2 separate regions of the Homo sapiens genome follow, and region 2 is linked to region 1. A link is a loop called in an ENCODE intact Hi-C map of the cell type or tissue named here. Cell type or tissue: GM12878. All regions are shown on one strand. Region 1 overlaps PIEZO2 (piezo type mechanosensitive ion channel component 2). Region 2 overlaps PIEZO2 (piezo type mechanosensitive ion channel component 2).

Evidence for each region. A loop is a pair of places that touch in the nucleus more often than their neighbours do. Peaks named below come from ENCODE experiments on the same cell type or tissue, not always from the same donor. Only the 100,000 strongest peaks of a DNase experiment are listed, where the experiment ranks them.
Region 2: it touches region 1 in a loop (2.7-fold over the local background); 4 of 110 quality-filtered maps call a loop at or near these places.

What each region holds. Positions count from the first base shown.
Region 1 is chr18:11,140,353-11,148,352 of GRCh38, reverse strand. All of the region lies in intron 1 of PIEZO2 (piezo type mechanosensitive ion channel component 2), which reads left to right. It overlaps LOC124904249 (a long non-coding RNA gene), which reads left to right. Exons shown (of 2, transcript XR_007066288.1): 1 at 1-8,000. Among named protein-coding and RNA genes, the nearest start is that of PIEZO2, 5.2 kb to the left of the region's middle. RefSeq lists enhancers at 1-213, 242-291. In GM12878, no CTCF peak of the experiment used is centred here; a DNase peak (open chromatin) is centred at 4,403; H3K4me3 peaks cover 5,439 bases; H3K27ac peaks cover 2,750 bases.
Region 2 is chr18:11,073,773-11,081,772 of GRCh38, reverse strand. The region is part of intron 1 of PIEZO2 (piezo type mechanosensitive ion channel component 2); the gene reads left to right. Among named protein-coding and RNA genes, the nearest start is that of PIEZO2, 72 kb to the left of the region's middle. RefSeq lists an enhancer at 2,811-2,890 and a silencer at 3,811-3,980. In GM12878, no CTCF peak of the experiment used is centred here; DNase peaks (open chromatin) are centred at 542, 3,082 and 3,907; H3K27ac peaks cover 2,332 bases.

The DNA of each region.
Region 1 (8,000 bases):
TGGGGCGCGCGATCGGGGTATCTCTTAACAGGATGCTCGGGACGGGCATGTGCTGGAAACTGTTTATGTTGAATTTAGTTACACGTGGATTTTCTTTCGTGGAGTACTGACTTGTGTACTAAGGATGGCCATTGCTGTGGCTGGAAGGCGGATGCGTCCCCATCGTAGGTACAGTCAGGCTCCTACCTGAGCCCCTCGCCCCAGTGACCCTGCAAGCACAGCATGCTGTGCCTCCAGACGGCCCAGAGGCCATCTCTCCCAGACCCCAAATCCCAGCAACCGTGAAGGAAGAAGTGAAGGACTCCGGTCATTCAAAAAAGAAAAAGAGGGACGAGGTACAGGGAGACAGTGCCTTGACGTTTCTTACTTATTTTTTAAAACCTCCACAAAAGCCCCTACTACAAAAGTACTGGATGCTAAGGCTATAGACCCCCAACACCTAGTCCCGCCTCCCAGCGGCCGCCCTCTCCAGATTTTAAAGGGTTAGAAAGCAGGGTTGGAACTCCTTGGGACTGGCAAGGGCCCAGGGAGGACCGCAAGGGAGCCTCCTCGACGCCCAGACAAGCGTTGCACCGTTTCCCCAGGACTGGCCTGGCGTGCAAAGCAACTGGGTGCTGCGTTCTGGGAGTCGGACCGTTTCTGATCTTCTCCTCAAACAGGCAGTGCCTGTGACATTGAATTCCTCTCGTAAGAATGCCGGGCCCTGGTTCTTTGCTCTCCCTCTCACCAACAAGAGCTAGGAAGTAGAGCGCTTTTCACCAAGTAGTAACTGTATTTACAGAGGGCGTGGCCTTCGCAGAAAAGGCCACCTTTTTGCATCTTGACCGAGGTTGATGACTCTGCATCTTGACCGAGGTTGATCACACCTGTGTTAAATGTTTTCTTTGTGCAAGCAATCGAATGGGGGCTGTAGCGTGATTGGTGAGGGTCAGGACAGTTGCCGGGAGAGTTTTTGTAACACACTTCGTGAGTGAAGAGTCTGGGAGGCGTCTTTTCAACAAACCTCAGCGGAAAACCCAGAAAGGCGCTCCGAGTGGAGGGAAGGTGTGGCCAGGCGGGGTCCCGGGGCAGCAGGAGGGACCCACGGGTGGATGCTGGCCTCGTTCTCTACTTTGCAGTTTGAGTTTCCATTTTGCAGGGGTCTAGTCTCACTCGCATAGATGAAGAGCTAAGCTTCCACAGAGCGGATATGCACCTCTCTCCCCGCCAGCTTGAAAAGCGATTTGGGAAAGGGATTCTTCAGGTGCCTTACACACAGAGGGTGTCACTGCTCAGGGATCATCTCTGTATCCTAAGCGCTTGGCACTGTGCCTGGCACATTTACTATTTGTGAATTGGAAGCTAGTGACCGAGTTAACAAAGGGCTTTTAGCATGAAGCGTGATTTATGGTCCTCAGTGCAGACCGGGGAGGGGTCCTGGGGAGTGGCACTAAGGTTAAAGGCCGCTCTGCTCCCTCCCAGTCCCTCTATCCACCGTCCTCCTCGCCACTGTTCCTGGAGGATGGACACCCTCTTCCCCATCCCCCATCCCGCTCTCCAAGGGACAGCAGCTCACTGTGACTGTTGGAAGAGTTAGGCATGTGGTTCCCTGCAGCCAGCTCGGTCCACTCTGTGACTTGGCACCAGTGGCGGAATGAAGTGCCAGCAGCGATTGCCTGCGACCTTGCCCTGAGCATAGGCTCTTGCAGGTTGGGCTCCCTGGACTCAGCTCACCTGCCTCCAAGCCCCGCGGATGCTGGGGTTGGGGCCTGTCAGTCCTACTAAAGGTTGGTGGCCTATGCTAAAAACTCCTTCAGTAGGGCTGTAGTACTCTGCCCTCCCAAGGGGAGCTGGCCTGGTTCACAGCACTCCCAGCTTGGGTTGCTGGGCACAGGGGCTCGGGGCGGTGACTCGCAGCCAGGGTGGAGGTGGGGGGACTGGGGTCTGGATTCAGCCCTGCCTCTCACCACTGGGACCCCCACCGAGCTTCTTCTGTGGTGCCCGCACACTGTTCACCTCCTGCTGGCTGGCTTGTGCCCCAGGGCAGGCTGGGGGCTCCCGCTGCCTGAGTCCACTTTGATCCTGGACTTTCTGGGAGGAGCTCGGCTTCCAGGGGCGACAAGATAATAACCTTGGCCAACATGCAAACTGCGTCTTGCCTCGGGGACAGCTGAGTCTGCCCAGGAGATCCTGGGGCTGCCTTCTTTATCCAGCTCATTCTTCAGGACTCCCACACCTCTCTGGGTTCAGGGAGACTAACCTGGGTGTGCGAGTGTGTGCATGACTGTGTAACAGTTTGTGTGAATGTGAGTTTGAGTGCATAAGTGTGAGTGTGCACATGTGTTATGAGTATGTGTGAGTGTGAGTATGAGTGTGTAGGGGGTTAGAAGGTAGTGGTCCCCCTTGCTCAGCCTGGAACCTGTTGCTTTCCCCTGCCCTAGGAAAAGCCTCATCCAGGAGAAAGCAGAGGAGGTGGACTGGCCCCTGGCTGGAAGAGAGCCTGAGCTCCCTGGGAGACCTGACCCTAGTGACCTCCTCACGTGTTGGGTGCTTAGAAAAGATAACCTGCATTCTGGAAAATTATTGACATCTTCTAATCATGATACTTACTTACAGGGATGAAAGAGGGCTGAGCAGATATGCCACCTTATTTGAGCATTTGATTCTTTTCTGCAAGAAGTGGAGATTTCCAAGGTTATTGGAGGGTTCTGGTCTGCCTACTCCCAAGGTGCTGCTAAGTCAAATATTCAGGTTTCTCTCCTGCGCATAGTGAGTGCAAAGGTCTGCTTGCCATTAGAATCGATTTTACATTTTAGCCATCTATTTTTATATCTGGAAAAGGCAGCCTTCAAAGCTAAGCCTTTGTAGAAGCTTACATATTTTCCTTTAAGCTCATTTCTTTAATACTGATGTTGAAATTTTCCTGCACAGAGATTCCTAGTGTTTTTACTTAATGATAGATGTTAAAAATTAACTGCTATTGTGTTTAATATAATGGTTACAGATTTTTTTTCTTTTTCCGTATAAGATAAATTTTAAGAGAAGTGATAAGTGAACTCAGGCCTCTTCAATGCAGATGTTATGTGATTCGTGAGTGTTAAAAGCAAAACAAAACCATAATAGAATATGTTATTTACCATCCAAAATGAACATCCTGTGATGGATATGCATATAGTCATAGCCACCAAAAACTTTAAATATCTCCCAAATTATCTGTGACTAGTTGCTAAGTCATCTGATTTTTTTTCTTACACATAATACACAAAAAGGTAAAGACTTTCCATATTATGCAATCTCTAATAATTATAACTGATAATTATTGAACATTTTACACATATTTTACGTTTAGTTTCTTTCAACAGGATTCTACTATACCACCCGTCTTTAGGTATATGATTTGAGATTTTTTCGGTCAAGAATGCACTGGTGTATTTGTTTTTAACTGATGTTCCTGACTATTTTATTCCATCTTGCCCAGTGTTGCCTGGAGTTCCCTAATGTCTTGCCTGGAAGAAATGACTTACATATTTTCAGGGGGAAGAAAGGGGAAGCCTTGCTTGGGGGAACAGGGGATTAGAGATCATGGCTGCCCGTCCCCTAAAACAGGCAATCAGAGCTTAGGAAAGAGCAGAGCAGAAAAGGGGACTGTGTCCCACAAACAAGAATCAACCAATCAACTAGTGCTCTGAAAAACAATATTCCAATCCAGAAAGAATCTCTAAAACTCCCTTTAAGGATAGTTGGATTAAAATGTGAGTAAAAATTTGGGCTCATTTTTGAAATATATTAGATATGGCTATCTAATCATAATTTTCTCTTTATAGCATGATGTATTTTCCTGTGTAATATATATCATTTTGAAATCACACTTCCACACAGTCCAAGAATTACAAATGGAGCTAATGTCTATGTGATCAGCATTGGCCTCCCCTATTGCGGTGGCTGTAGCTCTCAGTGGTAGGTGGCTGCAGCTGCCAAAGGATTCATGGAAGGCATTTAAGAAAGTAACTTGCTTTTCTGTCACACTTTCTCAGCCTTATATAAGTAGATACTATTTATCAAGTTCAGAAATGAAAAAAGGAACAGTGGAAAGGATTGGAAATTTAGAGCTTATTTCTAAAATAAAATATTTCATCCACACAGACGGGCATGAGCATGTTGTCTCCTGAGCTGTGGGTGCTGCAGCTATGTGTCCGTCCTGTTGCTTTGTAAGTGTGTGTGTTTCTTTACGGGTGATGTGTGTTTGTTCGTAGTCAGAGATAAGCAGATGGCTTTGGACTTCACCTTTGAGGAAGGATGGTGTTGCCACTGGGCAGTTTAAGAGACTCTCATTGACCTCATGGCTCTGCCCTTCACTGTATGATTGTGGAGTTCCTTTTGTTTGTTTCTCTTTTCTTTCTGTAAAATGGTAAATAACATATTCTATTATGGTTTTGTTTCGCTTTTAACACTCAAGAATTACATGCATGGTTGTGAGATAGTGTGCACAGCACACCTTGTATAAAGCCTGACACACAGCAGGCGCTGCCTTACCTTTATGAAGATGAGCAGAGAGCAGAATGCTCAGGCGATGTCTCAGTCAAAATTAACAGACTAGGAGGTAAGAGCATGGGCCAGGAGAAGGCTGATCTGAGGATGTGGGATTCACGGGAAGGCAACTTAGTGCCTTCCTAGAGCCAAATTATGTGAGAGAGAGAGAGTGAGAGAGAGAGAGAGAGAGAGAGAGAGAGAGAGTGTGTGTGTGTGTGTGTGTGTGTGTGTGTGTGTGTGTGTTAGAGATTTTTAGTTCTCAGGATTTTTCTCACCAGTTTTACTCAATATTCCAAATCTGCAGTTGCATTTTTCTGATTAATAGGACTTAAAAACAATATTTAGAACAATTACATATTGTTCTCACTAGATCAATACTGTTAACGTTTGCTTTTGTTTTTCAGCACCATTTTTGTAGTCTTTATTTAATGTGATTTTATTTCTAACATGTCATTTTCCTTTTGGGTTCTTGTGCTACTAACAGTGAATTGTATGTGAAGTTATGTAGTAATGATGTGTATAATATGCTTTTTTGCATAAATATTCAGGAGAACTTAGAATAGCATAAGCCATCTGGATATTGAAGAACAATTGATGAAGAACAATATGATACCATGTGTATAATCTACAACATTACAGCTTATAAGATTTTTGATTTAAACCGTTGTCTTGAGGACATGGAATCAGTCAAAAAAAAATCCCATTGAACTGAGGCTAAAAACAAAAATATTGGAAAACTTTTTCTTTTTCTTTTTTCTTTTTTTTGAGACGGAGTCTTGCTCTGTCACCCAGGCTGGAGTGCAGTGGCGTGATCTTGGCTCACTGCAAGCTCCGCCTCCTGGGTTCATGCCATTCTCCTGTCTCAGCCACCCGAGTAGCTGGGGCTACAGGTGCGTGCCACCACACCCGGCTAATTTTTTTGTATTTTTAGTAGCGACGGGGTTTCACCATGTTAGCCAGGATGGTCTCGATCTCCTGACCTCGTGATCCCCCGACCTTGGCCTCCCAAAGTACTGGGATTACAGGTGTGAGCCACCGTGCCCGGTCCTTTTTTTTTTTTTTTTTGCGATAATCTCACTCTGATGCCTAGGCTGCAGTGCAGTGGCACGATCTCGGCCCACTGCAACCTCCACCTCTGGGGTTCAAGCGATTCTTCTGCCTCAGCCTCCGGAGTAGCTGGGATTACAGGCGTGCACCACCCCAGTCCGCTAATTTTTTGTATTTTTAGTAGAGATGGTGTTTCACCATGTTGGCCAGGCTGGTTTTGAACTCCTGACTTCAAGTGATCCTCTGCCTTGGCCTCCCAGAGTACTGGGATTACAGGCGTGAGCCACTGCGCCTGGCCTGGAAAACATTTTTTAAATGTTTGGCTGTCAGTCGAGGTTTGTCATATTCCTCAGAGCTTCCACTTGACCTTCCAGACCTGTCTAGGACGTGGCAAAATCAAAATGATGAGAAGTACATACTCAACATCGTGAAAAGCCCGTCAGAGACACAGTGTCTAATAATTTCATAATTTCTTAACTGTCTAGTGATTATCTAATAGGCATAGAAAATTTAGCTAAATTATTTTTAAAATTTAACAGCAACGTATAGCTTTGCATTTTTTCAATGTGTTGTTGGGTTTTTAAAAGAAAATATATGTAACAGTTACCAGCTTATAAAATGTTTTCATTGCACCTGCAGCATATACATATAAGTTTTATTTGCCTTGCTTTATCATATAGGATGGTGATGTTTTCTGATTATGACTTGCTATTTTTAAATTCCCCTTTTGTGCCGTACTGTTTGGGCACAATTCTGCATTAAACTAGGATATTGTGGATGGACATATTTAAACTCCTTTTGTATATGAACTTGCAAATTATAAATATATTTTATAAAAAAGGGATGGATTTGGTCTATCTATGAGGTTAGTTCTGCAGAAACTACTTAGGCTTTCTGTGGCCATTTCACCAGTCACCTGGAGGGGGAAGCTTCTGCTGAGATCTTCACTGCTCTCTTCAGGAGTGATTTCATTCTGCAACCCAAACTCAGGTTATTGTCGCCTCAGTATTGTCGCCAACTCTGAACTCTCCACCCCACTTCAGATTCAACTTGGTCAACACCAAGCATCCTGTCTCCCCGGGGCCTTCTCTGGTGTGCTCAGAAGAGTTCTAGGTCAAGTGAACAAGCCGTTCGTCTGCTCCTTAGCCTGCACATTTGTGACGAGACTGTGGGTGCCACTGCTGCCTTGGGTGCAAGTGCTGTCCACACCAAGCACCTTGTTCAAGGGCACGCTTCTAAGTTTTGCCCTTAAGTTTTCATCTCGGTCCACATACGTGTTGCGTGGCTCTACATTCTGTGCGCCCCGCAGCATGCAGAACCTCAAGCCTCCAACCTGGCCTCTTGGACTCATTCCATCTTTACCCTGTGTGGTGCTAGATGTGCCTTCCCCTGCCCTAAGCCCCCCAGAATCTTCTTCCGAGAAGCATAGTTGGGGCTTTTCTCAGTGGGCAATTACATTCCAGCCTTAACCTTGGTCAAACCAGTCAATCCACTGTTGCCATTCTTCCTTAAATACACCACTTGGTCATTAGCCCAACAGGCTTGTAGTCCTGACTGGCGGCAAATAGGCTCTTTTCTCCAGTTGATAGAAGGCCCCGTCAGCCAGTTCTAAGCAAAGACAATTCTGTTCTTCTTGAGTTCTGTTTTCCATGTAGGTTTCTCAGCATAATGATGCTTAGATAAGACAAACTTAGTCTGTCTCCCCTGATAGTCAAGATGTAGGTGATTGGAGCGGGTATGTTAACTCTGCTTATTAAAGTTTCCCAGGGCCGCAGCCATACTCTTCCATCCCACATGGGTTGCACTCATCTGCATGGGTCAAGACAGCCTGTTACCATGTCCACATCAAGCTGAAGGCTGGAGGTAGGAGATGCAGAAGGAACACTCCTTCCCCACCCTCTACGGGTACAGCCAGGAAGCTGCAAGAATCACTTCTGCTCACATCCAGTTAGCCTGAGTGTAGGAATCTTCTCCACCTACCGTACTGTAAAGGAAGCTGGGAAATGTCATTCTTATTTTGGTGGATAATGTGCTCAGCTAAAATGGGAAAAGTCGGTCTGTGGCCATGACAGAGAGTGGATATTAGCATGCAATAACAGTATCATCTGTGCCTCCTGTGGTTGAAGGTACCTTAGTGTGCCTTGCAGACACCACTGACATTTTTCTGAGGATCTACACTAACACCCATCTTTGTTTCTAGACCTTAGCTAGACTCAAGTCCCTAAGCATCTAAAGATGAGGCACAAAGTATGACCCATGAGATCTATACTCCAAAATAACATGATTTTCTCAATTTAGACATAAATTAGAGGAAAGTGTGTGGGAATGGGTATTAGGGTGTGGAATAATGATGCAAGGAACATGAAATTGGATCTGGTCAGTGTTGTACCTCCAGGGCTTAGAAAGGGCTCTGACAGTTTGGTTGGTGGCGGAAACAGGCACCA
Region 2 (8,000 bases), 67 kb after region 1:
AAAAAAAAAAAAAGTTGAGTTGAGTAGGGTGTGTTTGCTTTCAAATGGCCAGTGGGAAACTTTTGGTCTCAGTTCAGAGTTTTTCTTTGCTTCCCTCTGCACAGAGCTCCCCAAGCTAGGCATCCAAGCCTGGCCCACAGATCATGCTGGGTTAGCACTGGGAACTCGGTCCCTCTGGCTGAGAAGTGGCCCCAGGATGGCTCAGGAGGTCAGTGAAATCATGGCAATGCATCCCATGTGTTAGTTAAGCACTTCTGATGGAACTAGCTTTTATTAATGTTTAAAAAAATTATACATGGTTTAGTTCCATTTTTGTGAAGTTACCTTGAGGCTTAGGATATCAATGGACTTGCTCGACTGGGATTACAATTTTGATTTCCTCTTCTCCTGGCTGCCCACTGGGACTCATGCGATAAGTTTCCATGTTTCCTAATGATTGGCATTGGAAAGTGTATTTTTCCACTTTCTTTGTATATGTGGTTAATAAATATCTTTCTTAGCCCTGCAAGCTGACCAAAGCCTCAAAGTGTCTGCTGTGGTTAAACAGAATTTGCATTGAATGTATTTGTAAGAAAAACATGGTTAAGGCCTGGAGCTTAGCTTCACACACCTTTGCCTTTCAGTAGAACCTCCCTGGGCTTAAGTTCTTGTGGCAGAAAGAGGTTCATGACTCAGGAAACTTTCTTGTTTCTTGCCTCTTTCTGGATGCCTAAGTGGAAATTATTACCCAAATATTATTTTTCCAGCACTTTCATCAAATTCCTTTTTAATATTGTTATTGTAGCCATGTCATTATGTTAGCCAGATGGTATGTTGCAGAATAACCAATTTGGTGAAGCTATTGGACGTTGACTCCATTGGTCAGGTGTGATAACTTTTCTCTGATATCTCTGCTTTATTTATTTATTTATGTGTTTGTTTATTTATTTATTGACAGAGCCTTGCTCTGTCGCCAGGCTGGGGTGCAGTGGCACCATCTTGGCTCACCGTGACCTCCGCCTCCCGAGTTCAAGCGATTCTCCTGCCTCAGCCTCTCAAGTAGCTGGGACTACAGGCACATGCCACCACACCCGGCTAATTTTTGTATTTTTAGTAGAGACGGGGTTTCACCGTGTTGGCCAGGATAGTCTTGATCTCCTGACCTCATGATCTGCCCGCCTCGGTCTCCCAAAGTGCTGGGATTATAGGCGTGAGCCCCGCACCTGGCCTGATGCCTCTGTTTTTGAGGGCCAAGGAAGGTAACCCCTTTATTCCTTTATTCATTCTGCACTATCATCACAGGCTTATTATGTGCAAGGCACTATGCTAGGTTCTCTGAGGACACAGCAGTGGCAAAGCCCTACTCTTAAGGGGGTTACAGTCTAATCAAGGAAGTAGCATGTATAGATGGTGAAATTCTACAAGGCCATATGTAATGATGTTGTAAGAGTGTTAAAACCAAAATGCTATGGGTATTCTGAGGTGGAAGAGACAACTTTTTCCTTAGATTTAATTTTATTTTGTAAATACAAAATATACACATAGACATCGTGAAAAACTTTAACATGATAAAGATAAAAAGCCATAGTTTTCCCTTCAGTTCTTCTTAGAAGCAACTACTGTTAATAGTCTGTTATTTTTATAGGTGTTTTCTGTGTAGATGAGAGAGGTAGCAGTGTGGAGTGGTTAGGAGTGGGGATCTGGAGACAGCCTGACTGGGATTAGTTCCCAGTTTTTCCTTGACACTGGACAGTGTGTGCATCCTTCTGAGCCTTAACTTCCTCTAAATGGTGGATATTGACCGTATCTACCTAATAGGTCAGTCCTACTATAAACAATTTGACAACCTAGTTTTTTTACTTGTTGCATTGTGAACATCGTTCCATGCCCAGGCACACTGCAACAGTCATTCTTTGTAACTGTTGCACAGAATTCCCATTGCATGATAATCCTTACTGAATTATTCCTTTATTGGTAGACATGCTTTTTCATTCAGAAAATGTTACTTTTCTTTAAGGTTATGAGGGCATTATGAGAGACGAGACAAACATTTGAGCTAATTTGAAGGATGCTTATGAATTTGTGGTTTACTGTTGGGCAGGGGGCATTCCAGGTTGGCAAAGAAACAGGCAGGAATTAATTTATTCCTTCAGTAAATATTTACTGAATGCTTACTGTGTGCAGAAATGGAGTAGAGACTGGAGTAATCGGTAATGAACAGGAAACAGCTCCTGTTCCAAAGTGGCCTAGGACCTGTTGATAAACATATTTGAGGAATCACTAATAGGGGAGTTTGGCTAGAATTGGAGGTGCATTTAAAAGGGTACGTTGTTGCTTGACTTTTTCAAGTGATAGGCCAAGAGTGGTGGGTTCTGTAACCTACTTGTCCCCCAGTAAAAGTTTGCCAAGTGGTCTAGCAAAGATATTTGTGGAGGTTAACTTAGCCTCTATGGAATTTTGACTTAAACCATCCATCTTAACTCACAGGGGCTCTTGAGTCATACCTACTTTTTGGAAGTAGACACTGATACCAAAGCAGCCTCACTTTAGGAGAAAGCAGGGAGAGTTGTGAAATATTATGCACCATTTCGTAAATATATGGTGGAACGATGGGCCAGGGAAAGTGAAACAACGTCTATGCCTGGGTTTAGGAGACCTGAGATTTTTTAAATCTAGTGATCACAAAATCAAACAATCTCAAGTTCATGAGCTGATGGAAACACCTATAGTGAGCTCAAAAATGTTATTGGAATACTTACTCTAATTTCCTGAATAAAGGATGCCACCAGCAATTTTTTAACTACCGTAACTTTCTAAGGTATGACGCTGTGGTGTAGACTGAAAAGAAGGGTAATAGAGCAGAAGGCTGAGGCAGCCTGGGAAACATCTCTTTAGACTGGTCCCTGCAAGGATTCTTTTTCACCCCTCTCCATTCTCAGTAACACAGACTCTGTGATTCGATGAAATGTAAGGCCAAATACTCTGAGTAGGTAGAGACTGAAGAGATCTGGCAAAAGAGGTTCATTTTGAGGCATTCATCCAATTCATTGCTATTTGGATGTTGCTCTGGGAGCGAGGTTTTCACACTGTGGTCAGAGGCCGCATGTGTCTCATTAGTATGGTATCATAAGCATAATCCCCAGACAGAGTCCAAGGCTGAATTCATGCCATAAAAGGTGTGTCTACTTCTCTAGCAACAGAAATATTTGAAAGCAAAAGCGATAGTTCCATATATGTCAGGGAAGAGGATGTTCCCAGGAAGAAGCAGACAATGTCAAAGTAAATTCATCAAGATAAAACAGTAATTTTAATCAATTTACGGCTGTATTAGTTGTTAAGATGTAATGTTGGGTCGCATCATGTGCTGGAGATAGAAGAAATAGGACTGCATTATAGTTAGTTGAATTGATTTCTTTTCGTGTTAATGCACACCTCAGTCCAAGGCGGATGCTGCCAAGAATAATATAGAATATTCTAAAGTCTACAGTAAAAGTCTACAAAAAATTCTATTTTTACTAAGTTCTTGAAAGTAGGAAACTATGGCAGGCAGTAAATTAATCCTGTTATAAAAAGCCACTGCTGCTTACATAAAGCCCATACAAGTGTGTGTGTGTATGTGTGTGTGGTGTGTGTATGTGTGTGTGTGGTGAGTGTGTGTGTATGTGTGTGTATGGTGTGTATATGTGTATGTGTTTGTGTGTGTGTATGTTTGTTTTTGTGTGTGTGGTGTGTGTGTGTGTGTGTGTGGGTGTGTGTGGGTGTGTGTGCACGCACATGTGTTTTTGCGTGTATGTGTGTGTATTGTGGCCTTGGCTGTCACCCCTTTTTCCATTGCTGTTTCCAGTTGCTTAGGGATGAGCATTTGGCATTTGAATGTCAGGGGACTGAATAAGATTGAAACTGATTTCTCTTGTTTGTGAAAATGAAAAATGACACTTATGCTCTACTTTGTAACACAGTCTAGTAAGCCATTCCCACCTTATTTTATGTTGAACTGAACGTGTTAGTATCTACCTGTTTTTGACATATAGAACTACCAAGGTCAGTGGTTCAAAGTTTAAAAGTACTGATATTAATGAAAATGGAGCAACAACTTCCCAAACTTGAAATCTCTATGAATCTATAAAGAGAGAACTTCTGAAACAGGCTGGAGTGCAGTGGTGCGATCACAGCTCACTGCAGCCTCGAACTCCTGGGCTCAAGCAATCCTCCCACCTCAGTCTCCCATGTAGAGTAGCTGGGACTATAGGCATGCACCACCATGCCCAGCTAGTTTTTTCTTTTTTTGTGTGGAGATGGGGGTCTCACTATGTTGCCCAGGTTGGTCTCAAATTCCTGGTCTCAAGCAATCCTCCTGCCTCTGCCTCCCAAAGTGCTGGGATTGTAGGCATGAGCCACCACACCTGGCCTGATTAGTGATTTCTAAATCAGCAAATACCATGACACAAACCAAAGCAAGCTACCAAGTCCTCCAGTCTACAAATGCTAACTCTTCACTTCCATAGATGACAAAGCCACTAAGATGAGCAGGCTAATAAGCAGTTTTAATATTTGACCTTTTCTTAGCTCCCAGTTGGCCCCCTAATTATTCTTATTCATCATAATGGTAAGAGAGCAAGTTTTATTTTGGTAGGCTTAGGAACTGTGGATTTCAGTGAAGGGCTCTTTATATTCATAATGAAATAGGTCTAATTTCAAGTATAATTTGTCTGATAGTTTAAGAAATTATGTATGAGCATAAAAGCTTTATTTCCTCATTTGCAATTATGAGAGGCAATGTGTGGTGCTATTCTGTCAGATCAGAGACAATTATGGAAGATAAACATGGCCAAACTTGAACACAAGGATTTGGGTTTTAAGTACAACTTTGTATGGGTGCACTTGTAAGATGATGAAGAGCATATTAAAAGATATTTCAAAGGAGGAAGAAGCACTGCTATTCTTTCCTTAAAATTATGCAAACTGTATTCAATCAGGATGAATTTAGAAAACTCAGTGAAACTTTTAATACTGTTATTAATATTTGATATGACATACTGTTTAATACTGTTACTAATATTTGATATGAAATTATATATGTACTGTTACTAATATATGATGTGAAGTTATATATATACTGCTTAATACTGTTGCTAATATTTGATCTGATAAGTGTATATGTTGACATAGATAACAGAATCCTACCTTTGTATACTAAATTAAAAGGCAACAAATTTTTAAACTAATGGCCAAAAAAAAACAAACTAAGATCTTAGTAATCATCTGTTCCAACTCATAGTTTACAAATAGTATCTCCAGTTGTTTGGAAAAAGCAGAAAATTCAGACCAAAGCCTTTTTTCCTTTATAAATAAGATGGTTTTACTGGATTTTTTTCCTTAGATTGGTTTCAAAATTTTAGGAAATTGAGTAGTAGTTATGATTTTCTAATACAAGTCCTTATAATCTATTATCTTGTAAAAGTCTTGTTTTCCTTTAGGCTTTACCCTAAAATCACATTGTTTTAAATAATTTATTTAATGAAATTAATGTAGAATACAATGTTTCTGTGTTTCTCTTTCTTGAAGTGTGAGGAATACTTGACTGATCAGTTCAGCGTTGTGCTGACACACTGCAGCATTGTCAGCCTTCACACATTTCAGAATAAAAATGTAATGTTAAAACATGACTAAATGGGAGAGCATATTTTCTTATTTGAAATATATCTGTAGGCCGGGCACGGTGGCTCACGCCTGTAATCCCAGCACTTTGGGAGGCCGAGGTGGGTGGCTCACAAGGTCAGGAGATCCAGGCCATCCTGGATAACACAGTGAAACCCCGTCTCTACTAAAAATACAAATTAGCCGGGCATGGTGGCGGGCACCTGTAGTCCCAGCTAACTCGGGAGGCTGAGGCAGGAGAATGGCATGAACCTGGGAGGCAGAGCTTGCAGTGAGCGGAGATCGCGCCACTGCACTCCAGCCTGGGTGACAGAGCGAGACTCTGTCTCAAAAAAAAAAAAAAAAAAAAGAAATATATCTCTATTCGCCTTTCCTGTCACACATATGTGAGCACGTTTTGGTGTGCATAAAGAATCTGACACAGGTGCTACGTGATAAGAATACGTATGTAAGCATATGTCTTGCCTTTCTGAATGGTGGTGGGAGAGACTGGCATTGTCCTTCTTGAAGAAATAATTTTTGTAACTTTCTGTAGGAAGCACCTGGGACAAGACCGCCAGTGGGCACGGAGGTGAGACTAGAGGGGGAGAGGAAGAGAATGTTCTTGTCTCAACTGTCTGCTGCTCTAAAGCATCGCTGTTTGAGACATTTACGGTTTCAACCGATGTAAAACACAGAGTAGATAATGGGGGAAAGAATTCTACACTGATAGACAATGAATCAGGTGACATAACAGCCTTTTTCCTTTCTCTCATTTCTTTGACAGGTTTGCTTCCTCAGGAAAAAATCTATGGTTGTTTAATTTTCTTTTCCTGCTCTATTGTAAACACTTTGTAGCTATTTCTCTTTTTTTTCTATTCATAAAATAACCATAATTTTGAAAGAATGTCCTTTTAAAAGCAATCAATTGCTTCAGCGTACAGAAAGAAAATTATTAAAGATACAAACGATTTCTAGAATTACTGGACCGACAGAACTGTTTTGTCAGTTCGTTTTAAAGTTGCTTATTCGGAGTAATGTTTACCTATCTACTGCTGTGGCAACTGTTAAAATAAACAAAGCTCCTTGAGGCAATAAAGAGCATTAAAACACACTTAGTAGAAATGGAGCTTCTAAACATTTAAGGCACTGTTGCCTAGGCCATTAAGAGTGAGACCTTGTTTGGCCTTGCTAAAGGGATAAAGGAACTGGGAGGGCACATCTTGCCAAAAATTTAGCTCTGAGAGCACTTACCTTTAATAGCATAATCTAAAATTACTGCCTTGAGCTACTATAGAATGGTAAATTAAAGTGTGCGTAAACCTCTCTGTGATCATAGTGCAGTAACAGGAAAATTATTCTATATCTATTGCAACACAAGTATTTTTACAAATGTTATGTGGCCACCTTAACCATTTCATATTTGCAAGAGATTTTCCCCCTTTCTATATTGACACATTGTAAATTGTCAAAGTCAAATCGATCATTTTTCCTACTTCTTGAGTTTTTTCCAAATTGCACACCATCTTTCATCTTTAGAAAATAAAACTCATGAATGAGGCAAGTCCAAGTGTTTACGATTCACATGGCAGTATTAATGTTTATAAAGCACTTCACTTGATAACTTGTTATCTCAGTTTTTGATTGTGAGTTCTTCAGGCCTGGAAAGGTCTTTTGTTTGGGGAATTACTGTCAGCTGTTGTATAATTTTGGATGGTTAAAACCAGGTACAAATAGTGGAAACTACAATGCTAAAGCACCTTAGCTAAAGCAAATAATCTTTTTCCTTTAAACACATTGACCTGCATTTTTGTTGTTCTGTCAACGGTAACATTGTTGCTGCCAGAGGATGAAGGTACAGCTCCCTGAGAATCCACCAAGAAAGGTGGGGTATCAGGGGACATTGTGCAGCGAGAATATGGTCGCTCGTTATGAAAAGGAATGAATGTGCTTTAAATGTCTCCAGATCTTGAACAAAGGCAGTATCACACTTGATAAAGAAGCAGTTATTGGCTGGGCACCGTGGCTCATGCCTGTAATCCTAGCACTTTGGGAGGCTGAGGCGGGCGGATCTTGAGGTCAGAAGTTCAAGACCATCCTGGCTAATACAGTGAAACCCCATCTCTACTAAAAATACAAAAAATTAGCCGGGCATGGTGGCATGCGCCTGTTGTCCCAGCTACTCAGGAGGCTGAGGCAGGAGAATCACTTGAACCCAAGAGGTGGAGGTTGCAGCGAGCCGAGATTGCGCCACTGCACTCCAGCCTGGGCGACAGAGCCAGACTCTGTCTCAAAAAAAAAAAAAAAAGCAGTTGTTATTTGTCTTCTAAGTCGTTTCTAGCTTGAATGTGCCATATTGCCAAGTTCAAAGGCATATTTTTCCC